Regions from separate parts of the Mus musculus genome. Here all the other regions are linked to region 3. The links are chromatin loops, found by intact Hi-C in ENCODE. Cell type or tissue: heart. All regions are shown on one strand. Each heading gives the region's core, and the rest is flanking DNA. Links, peaks and the distances in the headings are about the cores only. Region 1 overlaps Dlg3 (discs large MAGUK scaffold protein 3). Region 2 holds the start of Foxo4 (forkhead box O4). Region 3 has its middle 8.0 kb from the start of Gm31385.

Evidence for each region. A loop is a pair of places that touch in the nucleus more often than their neighbours do. Peaks named below come from ENCODE experiments on the same cell type or tissue, not always from the same donor. Only the 100,000 strongest peaks of a DNase experiment are listed, where the experiment ranks them.
Region 1: a loop joins it to region 3, with 3 times the contacts of the local background. A loop is called at or near these places in 4 of 42 quality-filtered maps.
Region 2: a loop joins it to region 3, with 4 times the contacts of the local background. A loop is called at or near these places in 6 of 42 quality-filtered maps.

The regions. Positions count from the first base shown.
Region 1 is chrX:100,771,705-100,781,774 of GRCm38, reverse strand. It overlaps Dlg3 (discs large MAGUK scaffold protein 3), which reads right to left. Exons shown (of 21, transcript NM_016747.4): 4 at 9,594-9,718; 5 at 9,239-9,408; 6 at 8,816-8,952; 7 at 8,366-8,510; 8 at 7,544-7,703; 9 at 5,812-5,968; 10 at 5,294-5,396. Among named protein-coding and RNA genes, the nearest start is that of Dlg3, 9.0 kb to the right of the region's middle. In heart, for the core only: CTCF peaks have their summits at 5,067, 7,140 and 7,351; DNase peaks (open chromatin) are centred at 4,644 and 7,324; H3K4me3 peaks cover 4,004 bases; H3K27ac peaks cover 1,792 bases.
Region 2 is chrX:101,249,500-101,259,569 of GRCm38, reverse strand. Foxo4 (forkhead box O4) reads right to left here and starts at 5,042. Exons shown (of 3, transcript NM_018789.2): 1 at 4,297-5,042; 2 at 337-1,393; 3 at 1-55. The coding sequence starts at 4,749. The coding sequence ends at 48. In heart, for the core only: a CTCF peak has its summit at 2,757 (motif pointing left); DNase peaks (open chromatin) are centred at 4,559 and 5,429; H3K4me3 peaks cover 2,928 bases; H3K27ac peaks cover 2,868 bases; H3K27me3 peaks cover 87 bases.
Region 3 is chrX:101,325,099-101,335,168 of GRCm38, reverse strand. No RefSeq gene overlaps it. Among named protein-coding and RNA genes, the nearest start is that of Gm31385, 8.0 kb to the left of the region's middle. In heart, for the core only: a CTCF peak has its summit at 5,297 (motif pointing right); a DNase peak (open chromatin) is centred at 2,598; H3K4me3 peaks cover 1,502 bases; H3K27ac peaks cover 2,604 bases.

The sequences.
Region 1 (10,070 bases), core at 1,466-9,465, 550 kb after region 3:
AAATAAATAAATAAATAAATAAATAAATAAATAAATAAATAAATAAGGGGAAAGCCTAAATAAATAAATAAATGACGAATGACAGGGTTGGGGGGGTCACTCAGTGGCACAGCCCCTGGTTAGCACACATGAAGCCCTGGATACCATCCCCAGTACTCAAAAGGAATGACCCAACTCCAGTTGAAGAAATGAGAAATGCCTACTTGCACCATTAATATTCTAGACCTGGTCACATTCGCTATTCAATTGAACAAAGCAACTCCCCCTCCCCAACACAACCATTCCCTGTGGGAACTCACATGCTTCCAGAAATCTCTTCCCTACTACTACTTCTCTTCGTACAGGACTGTATGATCGCCTCGACTGAAAAGCTGAGATAAACAAGGTGTAGTAGCACACACCTTTAATCCCACCAGTATTTGGGAAGGCAGAAGCAAGGTCTGGTCTGCCAACCAGCGTGATCTATACAGCAAGTTCCAGGCCAACCAAAGCCGGATAATGAGACCTTATCTCAAAAACAACACAACAACAAAAACACACAAAGACAGGCAGGCAGTGGTGGTGCACACCTTTAGTCCCAGCACAGGGAGGAAGCAGCAGGAGAATTTCTGTGAGTTTGAGACTAGCCTGGCCTACAGTAGGGGCCCAGGAAGCCACGATTACAGAGAAACCCTGTTTGGAACCCCTCCCCCAAAGTATGTTAAAAGCCCAGAGATTGCATGGCATCCAAGCCCTACCTGGGAGGGATGCATTAGGAAGCGAGTATCTTAACCCTATCACTCTCCCAAAGCTTATCCCTGTCTTTGTCTATTAAAAAGAGACAGAGAAAATCCCCCATTCCTCCCCTCACTAGAGCCCTAGGTCTTTCGCTTCCATTAATTTGTCTCTTGTGGCTAATTTATGTAAATGAAATCATTTAATATGTCTCGTTTCTTTTTGTTTGTGTTGTCTTTGTTTGGTTTTTAAGACAGGGTCTTACTATGTAGCCCTGGCTGTTCTGGAACTCACTATGTAAGCTGGGCTGGCCTGGGATTCCAAGATCTGCCTGCCTCTGGAGTTGTTGGTGGGACTAAAGGTGTGCCTGGCTTTCTTTTACTTAATGTTTTCAAGGTTAAGCTGTGTTGTGACAACCAGTTTTTACTCTGTTTATGGCAGAACAAAAAAGTCGGTCTAAATTAGAGTATTTTGTTTACCCATTCTAGGTTCGATGGACATTTAGGTTCTTTCCACCTTTTCACTCTGAGGATTCATCTTCCCCTTGCCTGAGCCTTGCTTTAGGAATGCAGGAATTTCAAAACTTTCTTTTGCCTTGATGCAGTTTAATCTCTGCCCTCGTGAGAGATCATAGTGATAGGATAGCTATGTTTACATCTTTCATTCCTAAATGTGGGGAAATGCTGTTTAAAAAAATAACCTTTTGGAACCTTCATGATATCAGCCCTGATTTCCTAGCTCTTCCAGGGCTTATGTGGAGGGGTTTCTGTGATGAGCCCATCGGGCACCTTAAAATGGAAAGAGAATCCTCTCACTTAGCACACTTCTACCCTATGTAGATTTACATCCCAGTAAAAGAACAAAACCCAAAACTAAAACTGAACCAAACCAAAAACAAAACTTCACAAAGGCTCAGTCCCCAGTTGGGCTACTTTAAATGATCCATTTCTGGCTCAATTATTGATTGAGAGATCAGGTTTCCACTTGAAAAACAAAAGGTCTTTCCACAAAAACACTAGGTCAGTTGATAAGCTGGAAGGGAGTAAGCAGGGGAAGGCGTGGATCTCAAACTGCTGTAACGCCAAGGCCATCTCTACCTGCCTGCTGCAGTTCCATGGGCCAGTGACAAAGAAGACCCATTTCCAAACAGTCTGCTTCTATTTCTATTTAATATTTCCAAAACTTCATCATGAAAACACTTCGTAAAGCACCTGTGCTAGGCACACTGTAAAGCTCCAATAGATAGACCCAATTTCTATACCTCATTATCCACACTAAGCAAGCCACATATACCAAAAATTTCTTTTTAGGAGCATGTCTAAGTTGCCACCCAGCCCTCCCCCCCCCCCCCCCCCCGCCTGCATGCTCAAGGGAGAGAACTGGGAAGCAACTTCCAATGCTTGTCCCTCTTTATGTATTCCAAGGAATGGAGGATCATGAAATGTTCTAAATTTATCTGCGGCAACACAGGCACAACTCTGTGTCACTGAACTATAGACCTACATGTGGGAAGTGAATGCTATTATGACTTATATCTCATTTAAAACATTTTAAAAGGCAGAAAAAAAAAAGTTCTTATCCTGACTGTTCTAATTAGCCAAAGCTATTTTTAAGCTCTCATGCTAACTCTGATGTAGTCAAAGGGGGCCCTGGAATGGTGCCTCCGCAGTCTCCTTCCATCCACTGCTTTCTTTCCCCCATTCCCTCTCTAGTTCCCTAGCTCTTATTTCTTCCCTTCTATCCTTCAACTCTGAACTAGTCTTAGGTCTCCATTGCTAGAACCACTCTATGTGTCCCCAGCGGACCTCAAAATTAAATAGTTTGCTTATCCTCCACAACTTTCCCTGAGTGACCTCAGGCCAGTTGAGTTCTAGTTCTCCCGGGTAGCTCCAGTCTGCACAGCAGGGATGCACAGTGTGATCTGACCCCCTCCCGTGCTCACATTCTATGAGAAAATCCAAATAATGAACGGCTGCTTAGCCAACAACATCAGAAGTCTCTGCCACTTTTGCCAACACATGAACATAAGTTAGATTATTCAACCTTGCAAACGGCCACCAGGATGCAATTCTCCAAAGAGCCATAGTTAATGTATTTGTACAATTATCCACATGTAACCCTTACTCTTAAATACAAGGATTTAATTTAAGAGAAGTATGGATTTAATGAAGAATGTTTGATGGCCTATCTATACCAGCACCTAAAAGTCCATTTTCAAATGAAGAAAAACTTTGCTTATTGTGGCTCTGTTGTATGGAGCAAACCAAAGAAAAAATAAGACTGGGGAGGCACTGCTTAGCGCGGTGCTTCACCTAATTTCTGAAAGGCGGACTTGAGCAACAAGGAGTAGAAAGACCTGACACAGACAGCATCTCAGTCTGCATCCTAAACTCCACTGAGAGAGCAGGAACCACTGCAGGAATGACTTTAGCCACTCACGGCTTTTTATGCAGACCAGTTGCATTCCCCAAACCAAAGTCATAGAAATATTTAGTCACCAGTTTTCCAGCATACTGCCACCAGGCAAATTCTCAGTATTGTTTCCATGTGCCCAGCATCAGAAAGAATAACCATTTTCTCTTACACACACACACACACACACACACACACACACACACGGCAGTGTGGGGGGGGGGAACAGGCAGACAGGCAGACAGGCATTGAGAAGCCATTTCCTTTGCAGAATCTACTCTTAAATTGAGGGCAAAAAAAATGATAAATATTAGTTGCTAAGAAAAATCCTGTGGCGAAGCCTCTCTTCAGAAGCAAACATCATAAGCCTGATTCATAAAAAAAAAAAAATATCCCTAAGGAGCATTCCCTGTCAGGAAGCCGAAAGCCAAACATGGAGAGAAATGATTTGAAGTGTCCTTTTGCATCTCTCTCTCCAATTATCTTAGACCAACAAGCTCTCCTATTAGTTATCCTGCCTGCACTCCTGTCTTGCATCAAGCCTGGTAGAAAAGGTGACAGGGCCCTTTCTCTTAGGGCTCGGAGGGCATGGAACTAACGTGGGGGAGGGGCGGGAAGGACAAAGGTGGTCGCTTTTGAGCCTTCTTAGCTTTGTCACAGGGATCCTAGCTTCTCCCGTTCTTCTTGCACTACTAGAGCACCTGTTAGCACCAGGTTCCTCCTCCACAGAGCTTACAGGCCTGCAGGGCCTGGGTGTCCAAGGAACCCAGGCACTGCAGCCCTAAGGGGACAAAGGCCAGGATTACAAGAGGGAAGAGAGACGAAAGATGTCTGGTAAAGAATGAAAGCCTTGAGAAGACCGGGGACACAAAAATCCTAAACTAGTTGCTGGAGTTCCTAGGGTTAGGGAGAGAAACGAGCATGGGGGGGGGGGGAGATTTAAAATTCCTCTGAGGGATCGAGGGCAGCTGGGGACTCAGCAGGAAGGAGGCTGTGGGCTGCACTGAGGCTTTAGGACGAAAAGGGGCAACAGTTGATGGGTGAGAAGAAGTGATGGCACGGAGGTAAAAGCTAGACGAGGTTCAGAGGGCGCAGAGCCCCTTGCAGAGCAGTCGAGGAAGCCAAGGTGGCGGAGAAGGGGCCTCGGGGTGTACAGCGCAGGTTTTAGGGAAGAGGACAGAGATGGGGCGGAATGTTGGAAAAGAGGCTGAGAACAGAACAGTGGAGAGACTGGGGGGACTGCGAGGGGGCCTGGCCCCCGTCCGTCCCACCTCACCTGGCGCTCAGTCGGAGTCCAGGTCTAGTTGTCGAGAAAGCGCCGGCTCCGGCCGGTCCCTCTGTCCCGCGCGGGAGACCACGGACACAAAGCGGGGCGCGCGGGAGGAGGGGAGAAGGGGAGGAGGGGGAGGGGATAGAGGAGGAGACGCCAGAGGCGAGAGGGGAGGAGGGGCGCCCGTCGCCCTCCGCCTGGGTCAGAGGGCGGGGCGTACGGCTGGAGGCCGCGCTCGGCGCACCAATGGTTGTCCAGCTGGCTGGCAGGCTGGGGCGCGCCTTCGTACAGTTCACCTCCTCACCTGGGCCTCCGCTGGCCCGAGCCAATCAAACACCTTTGTTTGCATAACCGGCTCCGCCCACTCGCCCCTGCGGAGGGCCTACTAGCTGAGAATACAAAGATCTCCATATGGGTGTGATTCTATTCCTGAATCCCCCATCCCAAGGGCTCAGTATCACCTTATTTTGATGAAGGGAAATAAGTGGGACCTCCATGATCTCTTAGGAAATCGGATTTCTTACTCTCTGAAGTTCTTCTAACTGAGTTACTCTTTCCCAGGGCACACTATTCCCAACGACCGCCTCAGAGCCCTAAATTCCCCCCTCTGTCTTTCCCATTTGCCCTAAAATCTCTTAGTGGTGTTTCTCGTGGGCTGCTGCCCACTACAGGCTTCCTGCAGTACTGCATTCCTCATCTGCAAGATCTTAGCACTGCTTAGATTGATGCTCCCAAACCACCATAGCTACCACACTGTCTAGAGGGAAAAGGAAATAAGAGGTTACTGCACCAGAATATCGCGAACCTGGTCAAATGGCTTTGTTACCGACGGTGGGAGAAGTCAATGCTAAGCATACGTTGAAACTCATCATCTTTCTCCACCTTCCCTTCTCTTACCTTCAGGTCTATACTGGGCCACAATGGTGACTGACTGGCCAGCCCGTTTCAGAGCAGCCGCTGCTTGCTCGTGGGTAGCATTCCTCAGGTTGACTCCATTTACCTGTCCAAAGAGAGGAGTTGTGAGCTACCTCAAAGGCAAGAGAGAGAGAGAGAGTCCCCCCCGCCCCCATAGCAGTTATAAAGAGGATGTACAGCCTATCTCTCAGCCTATTTGGATTGGTCTTCCACAAATTCCATCCTGTCCCCACAAATTAGGCCTAAAGGATACAATACCTCTGGGGTAATAATTATTTTTGTGGGAGTCAAATGCCAATCAAAGTTAAGATCTAAAGACATTCATTTCTTCCTCCAGCATAAGTCTAGTCTTGTTCTCTTTTCCCTAAAGATATTTATAAAAACAATTTACATTTTCTTCAGGTCTCAGCCCTTCCCTCCGTCCCAAGAAACACTTTTTGGTGGACACAGGGACTCCCCTCCTCCCTTTTACCCATCCTCCCACCCGGACTTTGTCTCACCGATAAGATCCGGTCTCCCCTTCGCAACTCCCCACTTAGGTCTGCTGGGCCTCCCGCCAGGATGAAGGAAACAAAAATGCCTTCTCCATCTTCTCCTCCTACAATGTTGAAGCCCAGGCCTGTAGAACCTTTGTGCAGGATGATCTTGCGGGGCTCTCTGGAGAGAAATAAAAGAAGATAAGAAAAGGTGGAGTGGGCAGTCAGGAAAGGATGATAGGAACTGTTGATGCTGTGAGGACCAGGCCGGCACAGAACCCATACTTGCTGTAGGAAGTCAAGACTCTAAAGGGCTTCTCTAATGTGATGCCCTGTGCTTCCCCTTTGACTCCTGAAACTTGCTTGGCTGCTCTTTTATGCCAGGTGCCAAGTTTCAGTTCCTTGTCCCTCCTTCGTAAAGTCTCCTAGTCAATTTCCCAATGGGCATTCCTCAGCACTCTCAGGTCCACAAAAACGTCATCCAGAACTCTGGAGCCCAAACTTCACAGCCCACTCCCTCATTTTCTTCCCTGAGTCTTCTGTTCTAGTCAGCTCTGTGAAAGGCCCTGGACTGAAAGAGAAACCTGGTAAGGGCAGTGGAGTCACCCTGGGTTGATCTCCCTGACCATCCAAAAGCTACTCTCAACTATATGTCCCTTTCTACCTTCCCCCAACATGGCAGCCTCCACTGACCAATGGTGGTGTGGAAGAAGAAATAGATGAGGATGAGGAAATCCCAGGTCCCAAAATAGGTTAAACTTAAGAGAGGAGAATATATATATATATATATATATATATATATATATATATATATATATATATATATACATATATATATATATACACACACACACACACAGTGCCACCCGGTAAGTGGAAATTATCTGCATATGGATATCCATACAACTAGCCCGACTCCCCAGCACACTGTCCCATCCTGCCATCTTCATTTGGTACAAGCATCTTTCCTGAGAGAAAGCCCAGGTCTCAAGTGAGCCTCTTCCTTTCTTGCAGTTCCGAGTCTTGGGGTTGATGCTTCCTACCTGGCATCCCCTCCAGGCCGCAGGGAACGGAGCGGCCAGGCCCACCTCTGCGAAGCCCTCCTCCAGGCTGAAGCAGAGGCCGAGCCCAAACCCAGGGCCAAGCTTGAGCCTGAGAACTTGCGAGCCGTCTCCATGGCTCCTCTGGTTCTCCCCGGGTCAGCCTACTCTTCTGTCTCCACCACTGCTGGCCCAGCAGCCACCTAGGCCCCACCCTGCAAACCTGTCCCCCTGCAACCCTGGCCGGCCGGCCTGACCAGTTCAACGGCCCCGGCCCGCCGCCACCACCATGGGGCGGAACCCTTCCTCCTGCGGTCCCGGGCTGGCTTGGAGGCCTCTCTGACTCCCGCCAACCCCGTCAGCTAAAAGGCCTTCTTCAGCGACTATGGATGGCTGCCGAAGAGAGGATTGATACTGTCGCAGGGCAGGAAGACCCCCGCTGCCCCCACTTCCTCAGCCCCCTAGACGCTTCACCCCACCCCGGATCTGCATTTTCGGATCTGGGCCACTTGCTTGGCACTCCCCCTGACGGCGGTAATCGTCCTTGCAGCCACCTCTGTTTCTGAAGTCCGAAGGCCTCACAGAGAAGGGCCCCAGATCTTACTGCTGGGGATGATGAGGGCCTTGCCCTTTTGCCATACTACAAGAAGGCCTGTCAACAGCCAGAAAATTTATTCTCACCCCCTCTAGGTTGAAAGAACAGGAGAGTGTCTTACCTGGTAAAGTCTTCCTCAGCCAGCATGTGTCTGGGAATAGGAGAGTAACGAGTAGGGGGCACCTGAGGTGGAGCAGGGTAGGTGACCTTGCTCTCCACTGCCCCAAGATAACCCAGGCTGGAATTATGGCTTATGTGATTGTCAGCCAAGGCAGTGAAAGCTGAGGTGGAGAGAGAGAGAGAGAGAGAGAGAGAGAGAGAGAGAGAGAGAGAGAGAGAGGTGTCCAGAGATGTTCCACTATAGAATTTTTTCCCAACCCCCTCAAAGGATTTTTCCTTACATCCTACCTCAGGTACAAAAAGGACCAAGGAATGCCGATTCCCTAGGCCACTGCTCCCTGCTCTACCCACTACCCACCCTCACCCCAGGGTTCCTCCTCCTCTGTCCCTTTCTAAACCCTAGGCTTACTCCTGTGAGTCTTAGAAAGAGCTGAAGTCAAAGCAGTCTACAAAGAAAGGCATGACTAGAGGTGTGATTAATAATAATAATAATCCCTTACATCTCTGAAGCCTAATAGTTTTCCAAAGGCTTTCTCATCCATGATCTCACTCAATCCTTGCACCAGTCCTATGAGGAAGGCGATACACACACACACACACACACACACACACACACACACACACACACACACCATTAGCTTATTTGGACTAAAGAGAAAAACTAAAGTTGTGAAAAGGTCTTGTCCAAGGGCACCCAACTCCAAAGCACAAGGCTGGCACCTGAACTCAGTTATGACAATACCATCAGTACTAGTTCTTTCTGAACAAAGGGGCCAGACACCGTCTCCACTGAAACCAGGGCCAAAGAGCAATGAGTACGTACTGCTGGCATAGTCAGGGGGAGCATACATATCGTTGAGGTGGATGCTGCCTGGCTTGGCCACCTTCAGATAGACCATGTCTGATGTGTTCTTGAGTGAGGCCACAGCTTCCTCATGCCTCACATCCTGCAGATTGGTATTGTTCACCTAGAAGAGGAGACACCCTAGGGTGGGTCTTAGAAGGGAAAACTTCTCCGGGGCACTCAAAGGAGTGGTCTTTCAGCATACTAACAGGTACCAGTCGGGTAGGGTTAAAGGGATAATATATAAGCATGGTTGGCCCCACCATGGGAAAAAACTAGGGCCTTGTTAGCTGAGTAAGACCAACTCAGGTGATCTTGAAATTGCCAAAATGCCTTATCCTGAGGTGAGGTTTTGATGGAGTGAGACGGTTTACCAGAGCTGATCCTCCCTACCCTACTGTTTGGGCATCCCCTTGAAGGCTATCTCACCGCAAGCAGCCGGTCCCCAATCTGTAGGCGTCCATCCTTCTGAGCAGCTCCTCCTTCAATGATCTTGGTGATATAGATGCTGTTGTCTCCTGGGATGTGCTGGTTGCCAATGCCCCCAGCAATGCTGAAACCTAGGCCTAAATGGCAGCCAGCAGGAAGTGGGAGAGAGCCACAGGGAGAAGTTAGCACGGTTCATCCATTTTGAAGCCAATCCCCTCCCTCTGCCCTCTCCAAAAGCTTCACCATCCTATCATCCCAAGGTCAGTAAGGATTGAAATCGGAGGTCAAGAAAGAAGGCTAGGATCTGGGACTGGAGTAATCATGCCAGGAGAAAAACCCCTCCCTTCCATTCACCTATGGGGCGGCCATGAACCCAGGGGCTGGGGGTGGGTTGCTAGAGCACGGGAACCAGGAGGGCCCCACCTTTTGGCCCTTTGAGCAGGTTGACCTCCATGATAGTCTCAGGTGGGGGCTGTCGCCTCCGCACCACCAACCGCACCACAGGGCCTGCCTCCTTCAGTGCCTCCACGGCCCGGCTGTGCACCACCTCGGACACGTCCACCTCATTCACCCGTAGCACACAGTCATTCACCCTGTAGGGAAAGCCCAAGAGGCATGACAGTGTGTGCCGCCCCTCTATTGTCGCCTGTATCTTCCCTCTCCTCGGCTCTCCCTTCCTCCTTTCCCTCTTCTTCTCCAATATAATGGAAGGGTCATCCTTGTCCCTCATCTCCATCCTGTCCCTTCCACCCACAGCCCTGCTTCCAGGCCATCTCACCCCAGCCTCCCATCCATGGCAGCTGCTCCACCAGGAATGATCTTGGTAATAAAGATGCCAGGGTCATCAGGGACATGAGGGTTGTCGATGCCACCTGCGATACTGAAGCCAAGGCCAGAGTTGCCCTGAAAGGGGGTGGAAGGGCACAGTCATTTCATTCTGAGAGCACACAGGAGGGTTCCATCTCCTTCCATATCCCAGAGTCGGTTCTCCAGATTCCAAGGGAAGGGTGGGGCACATTCATCAGAAACCTAGCAGTTTCTCAGTCTATGTTCACCATTTTGGTGGAGAGGCCTCAGCAAACCAACCCCCACCCCAAGTTTCCAGGCCTCAGTCAACAAGATCAATATTTGTGAGTTGATTGGTAGCTGCAGTGATGTGGCTTCTGAAGGCCCTGTTTCCTCATACCCTCAGTATAGGCTCCCCCGTGAGTCTTGAAATGCTGCTCTAGGCCCTCCCCTCTCCTGGATGTAAACT
Region 2 (10,070 bases), core at 1,290-9,289, 76 kb after region 3:
GCTCCACCTCCACCTCCGAAGCAGGGGACAAAGCTTCTTGCTGTGACTCAGGGATCTGTGGAACAAAAGAAATGGAGGACAAGCTAAGAAATTCATTTGGGACAGCAGAGTCATACCAGAGGCACCCCTTCACCCTTCCCTCCCCCAAAGCTCCCCCTTCTGTGATGAGGAGCCCACAGGTCCCCATTTAGAAGTTTTGCTATTCTAGTATGACATCCACCTTTCCACCTCCCCAGGGACTCCTATTATCTGCTGTAAGGCTCCCTCTGGCTCAGAGCATAGAATTAGTTGAATATTCAAGAGCAAAGATGCTGGGGTGAATCAGGGGTGCTATACCTGGCTCAAAGTTGAAGTCCAGTCCCTCACCATCCATGAGGTCACTGATGATGTTATCCATGTCGCACTCCAGGTTCTCCATATACATATCAAGATCCAGATCCTGAGGCATTCTGTCATGGCTGGAATCTTCAGTAGGAGATGCGAGCACAGGGGTTCCCAGGACCTTAGGGATGGGAGCGCCTGCCATGACTGGGGGTGGTGCCATCACAGAAAGGTTGGGGACCAGGTTGCTGGGACCAGGACCCTCTAGCGGCGTAGGACACAGGCTGACTCCTGTGCCCAGCTTGCTAGAGGAAGGCATTCCTCCCAGTAACAGAAGTGTAGGAGCCTGAGACAGGATAGGATCTACCTGGGTCATGAGGACATCAGCAGGAGGTGGTGGTGTATCAGAGGTGAGCAGAGCCTCTAGAGACTGGGAACTTGAGAAGCACCCTTCTCCTGCTGACAAAGACCCATCTATTGGGCCAAAGAGGGAGGCACCATAGCTATGTAAGGGGCCAGCAAGCCCAGGATGCTGCAAAGAGAAGCCGGAGAGACCGCTCCTAGAGAGCAAGGAATGGGGAGATGCGAGATTGAGCCCATCCAGTAGCTCTAGATCTTCACTGAGCGTGGGAGGGACCCCCCCTGCATAGCTGCTGGCCGAGGCTGGCATTTCCTCTTCTGCTAGCACTTCAGACTCCGGCCTCATTGGCGACAGCCGGGTGCTGACGGTGCTAGCATTTGAACTGCTTCGTGGACGGAAAGTGGTCCACACATCAGCTTCTTCTCGATTTCGAGGACAAGGGCTGCTTGACCACTTGGCAAAGTGGCCCAGAGGGCTCCTTGGCGTGGCACCTTCCGGTGGAGCTGGCAGGACAGACGGCTTCTTCTTGGGGCCTTTGCTGCGGCCCCGGAGCAGCTTGCTGCTGCTATCCATGGAGGCAGCCCTGCGGCGGGGTGCCTTGCCACCCTTGCCGCCATCGGGGTTCAGCATCCACCAAGAGCTCTTGCCAGTGGCCTCGTTGTGAACCTTGATGAACTTGCTGTGCAAGGACAGGTTGTGACGGATGGAGTTCTGGATGGGAGAGAGATAGTAGAAAAGGGGCGTGAGATATGTATAGCGGAGGGTGGTGGGCAGCAGTCTAATCTAAGGAGAGGCTGGAACACAACAGGAGCATCACCTGTCAAAGCCAGGAAGGAGAGGTAGAGTGAGGTGGGAGACAAGGGACTGTACACAGAGTTGCCAGGCTCAAGAGCATTCTCTCCCCCAATAGATCCCACACTGGGCCTTGAAATCTAATACCTGGGAGGCAGGGGGAATTTCTGTTGAGTTTGAGGCCAGCCTGGACTATATAGTGAGTTCCAGGACAGCAAGAGCATACATGAAACCATAAATGCCATATAGACTGGGTGAGATTATGTGCAACTGTCCCCTATATGTCCAACTGGTAGGTAGGCCCTAGATGTATAGTAAGGCTTCCCTTGAGGTTCTGCCAACTCCAGTGCCTTGGGTACTGGGTCCTGTTATTCATTCTTCTTTTACTGTTGACATGCACATTAATATATCCTTTGCCCCCTAGTAGCCCAGGGTGCAAGATGGACGTTGATACTTCCTGAGCCTCTTTCTGGCGGTACTTATTTTTATTTTTACTGGTTGGTCTATGGTGTCTGATGTACCTCCATCAGTCCTGCCCGCACCCGCACCCCCCCCACACACACACCCGCTCCTTCCCAGTTTTTCTCCTTGGAAGTCTTCTAAGAATTTGAGCATAATTGCTCTACCTTAAAGGTCATTTGACCTCCCCTCCCGCATGGAGCTCTTTAGTTTAGAAATAAATTCAGGAGGAAGTTCAGACATGCTAGGAGCCCCTAAGAAACAGGCTTGAGACAGCGGGAAACCACTTCTAGCTCACTGGTTAAAAAAAAAAAAAAGGTGACCCTTTTCTTGAAGAGCATGGCTTGAGCAGCCTCTTGTGCCAGTTCCTTTAGCAAGACTTCCTTGACTCTGTGCAGATCCAATCACCCCTGGCTCTTAGTAACGGAGCACAGTTGTGTCTTCTAGCTCTGTGATTTCCTCCCTTCTTTTTCTCTAATTCTGGGTCTAGTGAAGTAAATGTGGTGTGTGTGTGTAGGGGTGAGGTGGGGTGGGGGTCTCTGTGTGCGCATGTGCGAACACGCGCACTCGCGAGTGTGAGCACATGCACACGGCGGCTGCAGCGGGTCAAGCTCAGAGACATATTTTGTGAAAGGAATTCACTACTGAGCTACACTTCCACCTATGACCCCTCTCCAGGAGGCCTCGGTACAAGCAAGTGGCAGAGGTCAGTTTCCAGGTGCGCAGGTGCGCGCGCGCGCGCGCGCACATGTATGTGTGCAGATAAACTGTTCACAAAGTCACCTAACTTAAGCTTTCTTGTTCAAGTGAGTGCCGCCCCCTGGTGGGGTGGGAGTGACCCTGGCACAACACCAGGGAAGTATTAAGCTTCCTGCGTGGGGAGGGGGGACACTCTGGGAGCTTGTGGCCCCCTTTTGACTAGGTTTGGCAATGAAAGCAAACCACGCTTTCCTCAGAGAAGCAGGGTCTGTAGCAAAGCTTGTCCTCAAGTCCTCATCTTGAGGGTAGACTCATTACCTAACCTCCCTGGGCCTTCATTTCCTCAGATGCAAAATGTGGACTCCGAACTGCCAAGGCGGACTAACTAAATGAAAAAAAAATTCTTAGATTTCACCGGTTATGGATTTAGCTTAGTGGCAACCATGCGGCCCTGGGTTCAGTTCCTAGAATCAAAAGGGGAGGAAAAAAAAAAAGACTTCATAAACTCTAAAGGCCGTGTTACGTGTAAGTCATAAGAAGGGACTACTCCCAGTGTAACAAGCACTCGTGGTCATTCTACCCTGGAAAATCAACTTAAGGGAAAAGAAAAACAGCTGTGCAGGCTGCGTCCAAGGAGGGAAGCTCTTTGTGAGCTTCAGATTGTGGCATGGCAGTCTACCCAGAAATAGCGCCAAGGGTCTCGGTCAGCTGTCCCATCTTCTGTTCAGTCTGGCCCCTCCGCACATTGTAGATCTGCTCCCTCACTCTAACGTCTACGTGAAGGTCCATTCTGTCCGCTGTACTTGGTACACTAACACAAACCACCTACAGAGAGAGATACAAGGCATGGATACGGGCTGAACCCTCCTTAGTTTTGTGATTAGAGTCCGTATTTCTCTGGCGAAGTTTTCAGAGTTACCGTTTGAGATCTTCCCAGTTTCTTCAAGAAAGACCAAGGACCAACTTGGACTCGAAAGTCAAAGCTATATGATACCTCCTTTCTCCATGAGTAGTATTCCTGAACAAAGACTTTCCCCGTGAGTTTGGAGAGCGCCTTACAAGGAAGGATTTTCGTCAGGAGAAGGTAAACTGAGGCAGATAGCAGCTTGCGGGCCTCTTTCCTTAGTGCACAAGGTCGCTACCTTTCCCCATGGATACCAACCACTTTGCCCCCCTTCACCGCCCACTCCCTCTTGGGCAGAGCAATCGTAGAACAGTTCTGTTCACTGAGGTATTGGGAGGCGAGCAGGGAATCCGAGTAATCCCGCAGGAATGGGCCAAAAGGTGTTGGGTGGGAGGGGAGGGAGGAGGGAAGGCTAGGTGCCGGTGGAGAATCCACACAGTTCCTGCTGTACATAGGATAAAGACTTCTCTGTGGGAATAAATGTTTGGAGCAGCTCAAGCCAAAGTGCTGAGTAGCGAGTAGAGAATTCGATTTTCCTCAGAGCAGGGACAGTGTCTTATTCATCTCCGATCCTCCTGCTTCAAGCTGCTCAGAGTGTGGTATATACTATGTACTAAGTAAATGCCTGTCTAACTGAAGATTAAAGGTGGATCTTTGGGCTTTCCAAAGGGGTGGAAAGGCGGTAATGGGGGGCCCCGGAGTGAGAGTAACTAGAGGGGTCCAAGGGTGGATGGCGTGAAGGTAAGGGAGTCATACTTACCTTCCATCCTGCCGAGCTGTTGCTGTCACCCTTGTCCTTGAAGTAGGGCACCGTGCGGACCATCCATTCGTAGATCTGGGCGAGTGTCAGCCGCTTCTCCGGGGCGCTTTCAATGGCCTGGCTGATGAGTTCTGCATATGACTGATTTCCCCAGGCATTCCGGCGGGAGCCTCCCTTCCGAGGACCTGTTACAGCCCCCAGGATTCCCGGCTGGGGGCCCCCTGCCGGCTCTGGGAGCCGAGAGGGCAACAGGATCGGTTCGGAGTGTCCCTCCGTGGGTACCTTCTGTCCCAGACTGGGCTCCACCTCGGACGGTTCGTGTGGCTCCGTAGCGAGGTCTGGTCGAGGAAGGGGCCAGGTGCAGGATCGCGGACGGCTCTGGGGTTCGAAGTCGGGATCGAGGTCTAGGATCGCGGCAGCCCCTGTGGCTGACTTCTTATTCTCTGGATCCATACGTGGGGTCGAACCTCTGCAGCTCAGCGATCAGTGGAGCCTGCCACAGTCCCTCACCATGCCTCCCCCAAGGGGGGAAACACATTCTTTCCAGTTCTCAGAAAGTCACGAACTTCTCCCTCGTCTCCGGACTCTAGCTCCTAAACTGTCCCTTTCACTCCGTTCTCCGATCCCCTCCGGAGTCCGGGCTGCAGCCTCAGAGTAGCGCTCTGAGGCACCACCTGTAACCTCCGCCTAGCGAAGGCACTTTCTGCACCCTCTCACTCAGCTTCCTGCTCTTTTAAACCTGAGGCACCGTATCCCCTCATACATTGCGCTCCCATCACCGAACGTCTCCTCAGCGAAGTTCCCTCCCCCTTTCAAGTTGCTGCCCCCCGGACACTCCTCCCAAATTTCCTCCACCCGGATCGCTGCCCTCCCCCACGCCCCGCTCCCGGGCGTCACTTGTCCCTCCCCTGGCTCTCCCTCCCCTCGCCTCTTCCCTCCAGGTCACTCTTGAGAGGGTCAAGGTTCTTGCGGCCCCAGCCTCCCCAACTCCAGAACTGAATCCCCTATCGGACCCCCCCACCCCCCGCCCCCCGGGTTTCCCTTTTGTTTTGCTCCAAGCAGCAGCCCCCGCCAGACGTCTCTGTTTACCACTCGCTGGGGCAGCCATCTGCGCACGCGCCTCAGGAGCCACTTGGGAAACTGAGTTCTCGAATCGTGCCACCCTGGTCGTTCTCGAAGACTACATCTCCCGTCCTACCTTGCGATCAGGAGTCCGATATCGGCCGCAGGAGAGCGGCGCGTGGCAGGATGTGGGGAGGTGGAACTTTAATGATTAGAGGTCGTCCCGGACTCTTTTTCTTTTCTTAAAAATATTTTTCCTCATTCCTTCCCTTTTCACCCACTTCCTCGAGTTTCGGGGTCGCCCAAAAGATCGTTTTGAAAGACGCTAGATTTTCCCATCCTTCACTAAGAAAGCAAAGTGAAAATGTATTGCCCTTATAAGAAGCAGAAAGAGTATCAACAAGTAGGGATCTGATTAGAAAATAAGACACACTCACTTGGGGAGTTGAGAGGGAAGCTTGTGTAACAACAAACAGTGTTCATTGGTTATGGTGCACTCTCTCCATTTTCTATGTACATTTCACAGACAGTCTTGCTAGTTTCCTCTGTCAGCTATGCAGGCCTCTGAAATACTGATCTTCTCCTTGTTCTGATCTTCAATGGCTTCTCATTCAACATGTCTCCAACTGAACTTTTTTTTTTTTTAATCTCTTTCTGCACCTATACCTCCACCCTCTAGCTACCTTTAACCTCTGTTATTTTGTCTTTTTTCTGGAGCTGAGGACCGACTCCAGGGCCTTAGCCCTTGTTAGGCAAGTGCTATACCACTGAGCTAAATCCCCGATCCCTACTCTTAAGCTCTGAATTTGGTTAGAGGCTGTTCTGGGTCTACCTAACCTTCTCAGCCACACTGATGGTCACCTTTCCACTTCTGTAACTTGCTACTTCCAAATTCTAAATGGAGACATTATGACTGGGTTTAAGTTCTTCAACAGTGCACCGGCTTCTAATCCTTCTAATCCTTTCAAATAAAGCCATTTCCTAGTGGGCCTATGGGGGGCATTCTTATTCAAACCAGCATATCAAAATTAGCTCACTTACAGCTCACTTAACCATGCAAGGTATGGTTAACCACTATTATATCTGTTTTATAGATGAAAATACAGATGATCTCAGAGATCAAGTGATTTACACAAGGAAACAGGTGGGCCTAAAAATCCAAAGTACTGTAATGTTCAAACTCTAGGAAAGCTCTTCAGGTTCAAGTTACACTTTTCCTGCCCCATCTTTCAACTAAGCACACTAAGTTTGAACCAGCTGTAGTTTCCCCCTATTTTCTAGAAATGCTTCCACCTTATAATAACTTTCCCTTTGCATCCTCTTTCTGTCTTTTTATTGTTGTTGTTTAGTTGTTTAACAGAAATCTTCTTCCCCCCAATCCCTGTCTAGTTTTGCTAGACAGAGTTTCTGTGTATAGCCTCAGCTGTTCTGAAACTCACTATGTAGATCAGGTTGGCCTCCATCTTCTAGAGAGCTACCTGCCTCTGCCTTCCGAATGCTGAAATTAAAGGCCTGTGCCACCACCATCCGTTCTTTTGATTTTTAATTTTTAATTATGTGGACATATGTGGACGTGAGTGCATGACTGTAAGTACCTGAGAAGGAAGGCCAGAGGCCATGATCCCCTGGAGCAGGAGTTACAGGCAAATAGTGAGCTACGTGCTTAGGTGCTGGAAATGTAACTGAGGTCCTCTGTAAGAGCAATATGTGCTCTTAACTGCTGAGCCATCTCTCCAGCCATGCATACTTTTTGGATGTGTGTGTCTGTGTGTGTGATAGGGTCTCACGTAGGCCAGGCTGGCCTCAAATTCATTGTGCAACACAGGATGACCTTGATAGTCTCGTCTTCCTGCCTCTAACTCATTGCTCTTATCATTTATTCCCTCAGGTCTCCATTTCGGGGAAAAATCCCATCCATTACCCCATGTTTTCCTCAGGTCCAGCACGTCGTCCCCGTTGTGCATTTTAAATCACCTCTGGCAAGCTCATGTCATAGAGCTGCAAGTCATATTTGTTTGGTCGTCTGTCCCTTACAATAAGCTATGAGCCCCTGGGGGCAGAAATAAGTTTCAGGTATCTGTGACCTCAGCTCTGGGTCACAGTATATGTTGGTCAAAGGAGTGAATAAATGGGATCAAGAATTGCCTATTAAACTTAGACATTTAACAAATTTTAGATAAATACATATTTCTTTGCCTGGTCATATTGCAATTTTTCTGCTACCTAGTAAGGTTCTAGAGTGACTGTCATTTAAGTTGTTTACCATTTGAATTGTTAATGGGTATATTTTCCTCCCCTTTCCCCTCTCCATCTTCATACACTGGGCCTTCAAAGTGATGTTAGTCTGCTCATGGTATGAGAAACCCTGTTGATTTTCCATATTCTTAAAAAAGTATTGTGTATATATTCAGTGTGTGTGTATGTGTGCATGTGAATTTGTGTATACATTTGTGTATAGCTCTGTGTGAAGGCCAGAGGCCTTCTCTATCACTCACTCTCTGCCTTATTTTTTAAACCAGAGCTAACTGATTCAGCTGGCCTGGCTGGCCAGCAAGCCTCTCTTGTCTCTGCCTCCTTCTCAAAGCCATCGATACATACTGTAAGCCCTGTTTTTATGTGAATGCTAGGTATTTGACTCAGGTCCTCATGCGTGTACTGCTAGCACTGAGCTATCTCCCTAGCCCCTCCATATTCTTTTGTCCTTCTCCAACATGGGTTTGTCCCCTACCTGTGGAAAATTTTGGTGGTATATAGAAGGCCCTATATTCCTACATGGGATCTAGAATAAGGAGATGGGAAATACTTGCTCATGATGCCTGTAAATACCTTCTGCGTAAATTCCTTCCTCCTGTAGTCATTCATAAGTGCTTCATGAATAGAGCAAATTCGATGGCCAAGAAAGTCTAGTGTGGCCAGGCAGTAGTGGCGCATGCCTTTAATCCTACCTTGAGATTAAATCTGCACTTGGGAGGCAGAGACAAGCAGAGGCCAGCCTGGTCTACAGAGTGAGTTCCAGGACACAGCCAGGGCTACACAGAGAAATCCTGTCTCGAAAAACCAAAAACCAAAAACCAAAAAAAAAAAAAAAAAAAAAAAAAAAAAAAGTCTAGTGGCCATTACATTGCAGAGAGCTCTACTTCAATTGAAACAGGTGTGGTGTCAGATCATGTAGAGTTGCTGAGATGTGAAAATGGTAGGGTGGCGTAGGAATTTGTCCTGGTTTGAGTTATGTCTTCCGTTGTTGCCTTTTGTCTATTTGTTTGAAAAGGTCCACCTCTCTACTAATTCACGTTCATCACCCCCTTAAATCTCCAATTCAAATGCCAAAACTTGAGTGCTCACAGAAACTCTCTTCAACTAGCCCAACTTGACAGATGACTTTATTATTTTGTACCCCCTGAACCTCTATGAACTTGGTTTATATTCTTGTGTTTATTCTTGTAGTTATGCGACCTTTTATTTTATGGAAGTATTATTGTCACCCTCATCAAACTGTAAACTCTCCCATTAATCAACAGAACTTTGTTAAGCTATCACAAGATGAAAGTATATCCTTATTTATTTATTTATTTATTTATTATATGTAAGTACACTGTAACTGTCTTTAGACACATCAGAAGAGGTCATCAGATCTCATTACGGGTGGTTGTGAGCCACCATGTGGTTGCTGGGATTTGAACTTCGGACCTTCAGAAAAGCAGTCGGGTGCTCTTACCCACTGAACCATCTCACCAGCCCCCCCCCTTTTTTTTTTAAAGAAAGGGTATAACTATGTGCTCCTGGCTGGTCTGAAGCTCATGGAGATCTACCTGCTTCTACTTCCCAAGTTCTTGGATTAACCGCATACACCACCATGCCTGGCATAACCTTGGATATATATGTATATACATATATGCATATGTGTGTATATGTATATATGTATAGATGCATATATCACATACACACATTATACAATATATGTTATATTATATGTATTATATACACTATATGCTGTAGGACCAGGATTAGTGGGATGACTTTAAAAAAAAAAACACCACCATAATTTTGAAGCTAAAAGGTTAGGGTAACTTATCTCATTGCTGTGGGAATGTTAGAAAAAATGTTAGTCAAGCCAGACATATTGGCATATGTCTGAAACCTCAGTGTTTAGGAAGAAGAAACCAAAGGATCACTCATTGCAAGTTTAAGGCTAAGCTGGTCTGTATAGCTAGCTCTAGACCCACCAGGGCTATATAGGGAGACTGTGCACAGAACCAAACTAAATCAAGCCAAGCCAACCAACCAAACACATACATACACGCGCGCGCGCGCACACACACACACACACACACACACACACACACACACACACACACACATGTCAAATGGAGTTAGCAAAGTGGCAGTGGAAAACAGAAGAGGTGTTGGGAAGGAAAGAGGACCAACAATAGGCCATTTTAAAGGATGAGCAGACATAGCAGGGCCTAGGAGTCAAAGGCTTTTGTCCTATAGTCCATGTTCTCAAATGTCCCATTTGCTACATTCTCTCTCTCTTGAAGGTCATAGGTATTTGGCTGTCTTGCCCTCTGTTACTGCTGCCACCACCCACTCTTCTACTTGGGTGCCACCCCTAAGCCTGCTGCCAAACTTGCTCTATTAATTTGGATGAAGACAGACATTTTTCCATGTCTTTGCTACCCTACTCAGCTCTGAAAAAACACATGAACCTCACT
Region 3 (10,070 bases), core at 1,121-9,120:
GGGGTCCGATGCCCTCTCTGGCACGCATGTTTACATGCAGGTAGAGCACTCATATACATTAAATACACTAATTAAACATTTAAAAATTAAGATTTATTCATGTGTGTGAGTGTTTTGTTCACAGGTACATCTGGGCAGCAGGAGCACTCCAGGTGCCCTCCTAATTCGGAAGGTGCTGGAGCTCCTGAGGCTCGAGATTTGGAGGACCGTGTGGGTGCTGACAACTGAATCCAAGTCCTCTGTAAAAACAAGTGCTGTTAATTGATGATCTTTTCACCACCATCCCCTTTAAAATTTTTGTGTGAATTGGTGTTTTGCTTGCATGTATGCCTGTGTACCATGTGCATGCAGTACCTGAAGAGGCCAGAAGAGGGCATCAGAGAAATCCACCTGCCTCTGCCTCCCAAGTGCTGGGATTAAAGGCGTGCGCCACCATGCCTGGCAAGATTGTGCTTTTAATTAACAACCCACCTTCCAGCTTCTGTTGGGCTATTTCTTAAATATCACATCTTGGAAAACAAGTAGGCTCAGTATCTAAAGGCACTTTTCACCAAGCCTGACAACTTTCGTTCTTTCCCTTAGAGACTCATGGTAAAAGGAAAGAACTCGAACTCTCTAAAGGTGTCCTCTGACCTCCACATCTGTGCAATGGCATGCATGCACGCACACACACACACATACACACACGCATGCATGTGAGCATACACACAAATTAGTAAATATTTAAAACAAATGCAACATCCTCTAGGAATTCTTACAGTTGAAAGCCAATGGCCTTGCAGTTCCCAATCTGCCTAGAAACATCTAAGACTGACAAGTACCACAATCATTATACTTACTGTGATTACCGCCCCTCCCCACTAGCGCTACTCCCAGATATGTGGACAGTATAAAACATTGTGACTGCCTGTTTTTCACACTTGCCTGCTCCCCATTCTCTTATCCATCATGTGTTAACCTTCTACATCTTCAGTGTCACTCAGCCCTGGTTGTCTTTGACCATCAGAGCAGGTACCGTGGGTAAATTAACAAAGGCAAGGCAGTGAGTGGAGAAACGCTTTATAATAAAGAGGAGAAACTGGAAGCAGTTGATAGCATTAGGCAAGGGTACACGTCTCCTAGTAGAATATTCCAGTTGCCAGGGGGATTATACCACAGCCCAGCATCCCGGCAGAGGATCACACAGCCTATCAGCGCAATGGGAAAAGTCTAAATTTCCACCATTCGTGTGCTGATTCTTGAAATGGTCAAAATCGGAAACAAAAGCCAAGGAGGATTTGTGTCTGCACTGACCCTTTACCCCAGCATGGGCAAAACACATGTTGCCTCTTTCCTGTTCCTTGGCTATTCCATGCAGAAGGTAGAGGGTCGAGCCTGGACAATGCAAATGAACGGTGGGTGGGATTCAGCCAGGGGACCTCTACAGGGAGAACTAGAGATGGAAGATAAAAACTCAGCCCCCTCCTAACCACCACACCTCAGTGTATGTGGTTCGGAAATCTCCATTCTTTGATGCAATACTCAGGCTTATGGGTGTTTACTGCACACAGAGCCTATGAAACCCTAGGCTACACTGCTACTTTCAGGCAGCTTTACCTGTGGGATAAGAAACTTGGCGGAGAAGTGATGTCTGAGCATGAAGAAGCAAAACGAGACTACAGGAAGCAGCCTAAAGGAGACAAGTGTAGCCAGCTCCCTTTACACAGCTTCTGGCTTCATTTAACCCAGTCGGGGAAAACATGCTGTAAGGGCACGCAGGAGCATGGATGACATAGGGCCCCTGGCTCAGGTAGACATCCATCCTTTCATCTGAATCCAGCAGCTTCTTCGCTCTGCCTGGGCTCTCTGTTTTCTCCATTATCTACCGAAGGCTGGATTCCTCTTTAGGATTACAATCTTTGTTAAGGTTGTCCTATATGATTGACACGTATGTCCCCAGAGACCTACAGAATGATCCGAAAGCCTCCACCTAACTCCACCTTTCCAGGCTCCTCCCTCAGAGTGGCTGGCAGCTGGAGCAAAGGCAGCCCCCTGTGATCTGGGGCTGAAGTGGAAGCCGAGGCAGTCCCCCTCCCAATCATTTTTCCTTCCCCGGCCTCCAACAAGTAAGACAGAAACCTCAAAGGACAGTGAGGGGTTAAGCTCCTTATATGGAAATGAGACTCCTTCCTGTGCGGAAATAAGTGTTTTAGCTTCAAGTACACACACACACACACACACACATAGGCACACACACACACATAGGCACACACACACACACACACACATACAGGCACACGCACACACACACGCACGCGCGCACGCTGGCGGCGGCGGCGGGGGGCGGGGCGGAGAAGGGGGGCGCGCGGGCGCGCGCGCGCCTTCAGATAAAATTCCCGAAGCTCCTTCTCTTTGGCGGGGGCGGAGGGTGGCGGGCAGCAGGGGCGGGGCCGGGAAAGGCCACTTTGCGCAGCGCAGACAGAGGGATGAGTCATCAAAAAGACTCGGGGAAAGGAAGCGGAACTAGTCATCAGAGCCGGGAAAAGAGGTAGCCAGTCATTAGACAGGGATGGTGTCAATCATACTTTCTCCACCAATGATCTGAGAGTCTCTCAGGCCTCGCAGACCGGAAAAGGGGTCTTGGGAGGCGGTCTAAAGCTGCTGAGATCCGAAAAGCTTGGGCGCTGGCGGCGGCCAAGGCTACGGACGCGCGCAGGGCCCCCTGGCAGGAAGATGGCGTTTGCCGTCAAGGTCACATGGCCACTTTTGAGCACTAAAACGAAAGACTAGCTAAGAAAGAGTAGGGACGGCCATCATGGGGCCGGATTTTCAGAAAGCTGTCAGGATTCCAAGTTGTTTTTTTTCCAGTTCGCAAGCACATTTGTCTTAGTTATCAGCCATATTCTAAACACATCGTACAGCTCTGGGAAAGGGCGGGGTCTTCCCTGGGCTTTTTTCCCCCTCTGCAAGCCTGAAAAGGGGTGGACGAAGCCTGGGCTAGAGTGGTTGGAGGAACTACAGGAGGGCAGCACTTGACAAAATAAAAGCACCCACCCGGGTCTTGACAGGCTTGGGAGACCAGGAAGGGAGGCCGATTCTGCCCACCACCTTTTTTTTTTTGGTTTTTCGAGACAATGTTTCTCCGTGTAGCCCTGGCTGTCCTGGAACTCACTCTGTAGACCAGGCTGGCCTCGAACTCAGAAATTCTCCTGCCTCTGCCTCCCAAGTGCTGGGATCAAAGGCGTGCGCCACCACACCCTGCTCACTGCCCACCACTCTTAATCCCTAAAGGTCCATGCCAGGCTTAGCTCCAGGTAGTGAGTGAGGTCCAATGCCTGAGCCCTCTCTAGTTTGGAAAAGTTGATTTGATTAAGTTCCTTGAATAGGTTCAATGTAAATTCAGGATCAGAAATCTTAAAACTTTACAATTTACAAGATAAAATATGTCAATCTGTGTAAAATGTGTTGTTGTTTATGAGGTGACCCACAAACATTACTTGGGAAGTTTTCTTGTTCCCTTGCCAAGCTTGGTAGCCCATACCTTTAATCTCGGCACTCAGGAAGCTGAGGCAGGAGGATCTTGGTGAGTTTGAGGCTAGTCTGGTCCACATATTTCCAGGAAACCCTGGGCAATATGGAGATACCCTATCTCAAAAGGGAAGGGGGGGTCTTTTTGAGCTGCGCCTGCGTACGCCTTTAATCCCAGTACTGAGGGGTGGGGGCAGAAGCAGGTGGATCTCTTGAGTTCCAAGCCAGCATGGTCTACAGAGGGTTCTAGGACAGCTAGGGCTACACAGAGAAAGCCTGTCTTGAAAAACCAAAAGAAACATTTTTTGAGACATGGTTTTCTTTATTGCACAGCTCTCAATGTCCTGGAATTCACTTTGTAAACCAGGTTGGCCTCTCACAGAGAGCAGCCTGTCTCAGCCTCCTGAGTGATGGGATTTAAGGTATGTGCCACCACACCAGGCTTGAAAAGTATCTTAACTGAAAGATAAAAAGGGACTTGTCCACATCTTGGCGAGTATGGTTAAAGGGCCTTTACTCATGGACCCCCGTTTTGTGGGAACCAGGGAAGAGTTGGAGCCTATGCAAATAAAAAAGCAGCTTTCTAGGAATCAAAACACCGTAAAGATGGCTCTCTCTCTCTCTCTTTTTTGTTCTTTCTGCTATTTTCATTTCCCTCTGCAATTATGTACCCTCTCCATCAATAATCTCATCAATATCTGCAGTCCTTAACCTGTGGGTCTTGACCCCTTTGTGGGATCAAACAGCCATTTCACAGAGGTTGCCTAAGACCATCAGAAAACGCAGATATTTACATTACAATTCAGTAGCAAAATTACAGCTATGAAATAGTAACAAAAATAAGTCTGTGGTTGAGGGTCACCATAATATGAGGAACTGCATTAAAGAGTTGCAGCTTTTGGAAGGTTGAGAACTGCCTTCTTTAGTTTAGAGTATAAACTGAGAGCTGTTCCAGAATTTATAAACAAACAGAAGAGCCTTCAAGTCTAAGCCTGGGATGGGTTATGACAGAAACAAGGTTGAAGAATCCCTAGGATTGGAGACTGTGGTGGAAAGAGTACCATCTTCCTTAACTCAGTCTTGCAATGCTCAACTCGGTCATTGCCATTCAAGCTATTACTCCTGTGTGTTCTCTATTATCACACTGTGAGGATTCACCAGAACAGTCAGTGGCTTTTGTTTTAAATTTGAGACAGGATCTTTCTTTGTTATCCAAGCTGGTCTTGAGTTTGTGATCTTCCTGCCTCAGCCTCTTGGGTATCCGGGACTGCAGTTGGGCTCTAATTTCTCCAGGTTTAGTTTCACAACACATTGTGGAATGGACTTTTCTGGAACATCTGCTTATCTCTCAGCCTTTTAGTGGGGCTACAGGAATCCTAAGTATAACTCTAGGCCATTTAGGAGGAAAACATCACTTAAGCCTGAGTTCATGGAAAAGCAGACTCTTTTGCTCACTGTAAAGGTTACGGGCAATTTCCTGGGTCTGGCTTAGAGATTTACAGACACTCAAGTCATCATATGAGAGAGTGCATAAGTGGAGAGTTTGAAGAGGGTGTGGCAAACCCAATCCTGTAGTGCTCCAGAAAAAGATACATTCCCAGAGGCACTCTGGAGAAATGGAAATCCTGACAACATAGAAAAGAGCATCTGCGACACTCAAAGCAGTACTTGCCCTCGCTCTTTCTTTTGCTTTCCACATATCCCAAACAGCATCTGTCTTGGCGACCCATTAGGGAACAAAGCTAGGCTGAGTGCTGGAAAGGCAGGAAAGGGGCCTGCTCTATCCTATCTTGGACACCAGGTGGCAGTAGATCCCAACAGTAGTTCTGAAAAAGCCATTTGGAAAATGGACCTTGAGAGCCCTTGAACTATTTTCCTACGCCTTGCTCCCTACATGGAACTGGAGAATAAGAAGCCTTTTCAGGTGTGATGGACAATCATCCTTCAGGGAGCCACTTCCAGCTGAAGCTTCATCTCTCACCCATCTCTGTGTCCAACTGTTGGAACGCTGATCAGGCTCCCTGAAATACAGTCATAGTCCCTGCTCCTTCCAGAAACGTGTTTCTCAGCTGCAGATAAAGAAGGCTTGGAGAACCAGGCAGCATACACGAGCTGCTCTGAGGCCCCTGACACATATACAGCTGAGAACTGCCTGGTTTGGCCTCAGTCAGAAAGGATGTGACTAACCCTTGAGAGACTTGAGGCCCCAGGGAGTGGAGAGGCCTGGAGGGGCGGGCGGGTGGGGGTGGGGGTGGGGGTGCTGGGGAGGGGACGACATTCTCTTAGAGGGGTGGGGGAGATGGGACGAGGAACTGTGGGAGGGCAGACAGGGAGTCCGGTAACAATTGGAGTGTGAAAAAATTAAAAATAAATAAAATTTAAAAGGCAGTTATTTCTCATTCAAAGTCAAAGCAGATTTATTTTTTAAGCAAAAAGAAGGAGGGTGGAGATTGTAGCTCAACAGTTAGGAGCATTGAGTGCTCTTCCAGAAGACCTGGGCTCCATTCCCAACAACCACATGGTCTGTAACTCCAGTTCCACCACACAGGAAAGTGATGTACACATATGGAGACACAAATAAAATAGTAATTAAAAATATTTCTTAAAAAGAACAAAGGTGTTCTTTTAGTTGTGTTTATAGATGCCTTCACCCCCTAGAAGAGTGTTTTTTTTTTCCTTCAAGGAAGTCAGTCAGAGAAACTCACACATGAGAACTAGGTTCTCAAACTAGCTTCTGCTCAGATTCTGCCTTCCCATCTAGTGAAATGCAGAAGGCTCGCATCGTGGGCATGCTGAGAGCGGCACAGTCTAAAATCACTGGGATGTGACTGACCCACTCCACTGCCCCTTCCTGTCAGGCATAACTGCTCCCAGCGCTGTGGTCACATTTCTGACTCCTACAGTTCTATGCCTGGAACCATTTTTTTTTGGGGGGGTGGGCTGTCCCTGAGTCTAATGGACTCTCCACACATTTTTTTTGGGGGGGGAGGGGTTCTTTCTTGTTTTGATTTTTGTTTGTTCTAAGACATGTAGCCCAGACTGGGCTTGAACTCAGGATTCTCCAGTCTTTACTTCCTGAGCTCTGGGATTACAGGTATGTGTCACAACACCTAGGTGGACCCTCCCTCCCTGTTCTTAGTGACTGTGACACGAATGCCCTGTGTCTTGTTCTTGTACTTTATGATTTCATGAGTGAATCTGCTCGACAAAATCATGCATGAGCAAGGGCAAGGACCAGGTCTTTTTTTTTTTTTTTTTAATATGAAAACAGTTGGGCCCTGGTATCCTCAGAATCAGCAGAACAAAGTGTTATATTTGCATAGTGCTTACACTTTACCAAGCACATCCACATACATTCTCATTTAAGTCTCATGACAGCCCTGTGAGGTAGGTCTTATCTTCTCTAGTTTACAGATGAGCAAACAGACAGGTTAAGCAACTTGTCCAGGGTTAGACAACTGGGAGGAGGCAGAGGTGGAACTGAAGGCAGGTTTTCTAACCCCCTTTCTAGTTCTTCCAACTGTCTGTCTACATTCTTGTCTGGAAACTCCTTCCTAGAGTCTGAAACCATGAGGGCTCATCCAGAGAGCCCCCATTTCCAAAGAGTGCTTCAGTGAAATCCTATTTTGATTTAAAATGATCGATGTGCATATGAAGGGGAAGATATGGGGTAAAGCAGGCAAGAATGTGCATTTATAACTAGTCAGCCTGGACAAGTAGTCAATGGATCATCAAATTATCTAATTTGGGGATGGGGGTAGCATCTTATCTCACTGTGTAACCCATGCTGACCTTGAACTCAAGACTTTCCTGCCTCAGCCTCCCAAGTACTAGGTTTAGAAGCATGAGCCACCATGTGCTGGTTGTGCCGATAATTTTGTTTATTTTTTTTTAAACTTTTTTTTTTAAAGATTTATTTATTTATTATATGTAAGTACACTGTAGTTGTCTTCAGACACACCAGAAGAGGGAGTCAGATCTCATTACGGATGGTTGTGAGCCACCATGTGGTTGCTGGGATTTGAACTCCTGACCTTCAGAAGAGCAGTCGGGTGCTCTTACCCACTGAGCCATCTCACCATCCCAATTTTGTTTATTTTTAATTAACATTTATTTATTTTCTTTTTATGTGCATGTAGGTCTGTGCGCTTCTGTTATGTCATCAGGTCCCCTGTATCTAGAGTTACAGACGAGCACGAGCTGTCACGTGGGTACTGGGTTCTGGACCTGGGTCTTCTGGAGAAGCCAGTGCTCTTAATTGATGAGCCACATTTCTAGCCCCTACCCCCTTTTAAAGTTTTATTTTAGTTTTATTTGTGTGTGAGAGTCTGTGTATGCAGTTGTGAGCCAGCTGATGTGGGTGCTGAGAACTGAACTTGGGTTTTCTGTTCAGAGCCGTGCTCAACTGAGTCATCTGCACCTCTGCCCCGTCATAGAACTAATGACTTGGATGAGGTATTGGTGGCTAAGGGATGTACCTCAGAGGTAGAATGCCCTTGCTTAGCATTCAAGGTTCAAGCCCCAGTAACACACACACACACACACACACACACACACACACACACACACACTCACTCACTCACAATGCCATGCTGTCAGAAAGCTCCCAAAGGGCTGCCATGAAATGAAATATACATCTTCAGAACCCAGTTCATCAAATGCAGACGCTTCAACCCTCGGGAGAGAGACATGATTTCCCATTCATCTTCATGCATGCTTTCAAGGGTTGGAGGTAACTCTGTGCTCACTAGTTCTGGGCATTAGCTCCTCAAACGCTAATCAGTTGAGCTCTACAAGGGCTGAGGGTGAGGAGGGAGCTCTGCCTTCTGTTGTGCATAGTAGGCCAGTGTGGAGGATTGTTCTGAGCTAGGACCTGGACATTACAAAGGCATTCGCAACCTGGAACAAAAGAGAATGCAGACGTGAGAGGGCTGGGGAAGCACTGTGTTCCGGCTGTTTATCCTGGAGCCGGGAAGGACAGAGTGAGTGTGCTGGTTCAGGGGTCAGTTTGCAGAAGGAGTCACCTTGTTTTGCTGCAGAAACAGGGGTTGTTAAGAGAAGAAGGAAGGTAATATGGGAAACAGACTTGGACTCCACTAAGGGACTTCAGAATAGTTTGAGAAGATCCAGTCTGTAATGGCCTTGAGAGATTGAGACTGGAAGTACTTAAGCAGGGGCAAGATCAGTAAGCTGCCTAGGCTAGCGAGGCCATATCTCTGAAAGCGTGATTTCGAATTTCAAATAAAGAGAACAGAGATAAAAGCTAGCTGTAGCCCTCAGAGCAGACACCTCTTAGCTAGTTGTTATCTCTGCCCCCAATCTCCCTGTCTCTGGCCTACCCTGCTCCTCTGCTCCAGAAATATTTTCCTGAATACTTTATCATGAGACTTTCCAGATCAAGTATCACCAGATCTCAGCTAGCCCAGAGGTTATCTGGTCAGCCCTTTAATCAGGCATTTCACCACCCACCCTTGCATCAGCCCCATGGAGTGCTTGTCCAGTCATGGCCTGGCTATCTCTGCTGATAGAGAACTGCTGCCCTTTGGGCAAGTCTGCTGTAATTGCAGGGTGCTACTAATACATCAAAGTGCTCATGTTGGGATCTTAGGGCATTTGGGTTTTTTTTTTCTTTTTTTTTTTTTTTTTGGTCTCCCCTTTTGAAACTATTGGTAATAAATTTCAAAAGACTCTAAGAGGCTGCAATCAGAAGCTGAAACTTTTATTACAATTTTTCTTTATAAAGAAGAAAGGAAGAGCAGGGCTGCAGACGGAGCTCGGTGGGAATGGAGCTCATCTAGCGCACATAAGGCTTTCGGGTCCATTGCCAGCACTGTCGCATCTGCACATGGGGGTGCACATCCGTGGTCCTAGTACTCAGGAGATGGAAGCAGGAGGGTCAGAATTTGGAGTCATATTCTGCTACACAGTGAATTTGAGGCCAGCCCAGGCTCCATGAGACCCTGTCTTAAAAAAAGCAAAGAAAATGCATCTCACAAGAGCAATAAACAAGTAAGTAAATAAAGGTTTTATAGAAAGGCAAAAGAGAGCAGCATTTTAATGCTGAATCCAAGTCTGTTTTCCTACAACCTCCACCCATCAGATCTTGGAGCATTTGGAATCAGTCATACATAACAAAACAACAGCTTCAAACCAGCCCTCGGGAAGCAGAGGCCAGCCTGGTCAACATAGCAAATTCCAGGCTGGCTGGGTCTACATAGTAATATCTCATCTAAAACAAACCAAAACAAATACACAAAGCCTACAGTTTTTCTCTGTCACCATCCCATAGTCATTTGCCCACACTGGGCACATCTCTCCAGGCGCACACTCCCTACTCCCACCACTCTCCTCTAAGCATCCTTTTGTTGTCATCTCTGCTGCAGTCTAGAGCCTCTAACTGAGCAGAGGATCCCACGTGTTGTCCAATGAGTGCAAGACAGCACACACAGGATGTTTCTCTCCTTTATTTTGAGGGATATACTCTTAAGAACAATACCTCTCACACCTTACACTTGGCTGTTACATTTTGGACTCCAATCTGTCGAATGACTAAAGCAGAATCT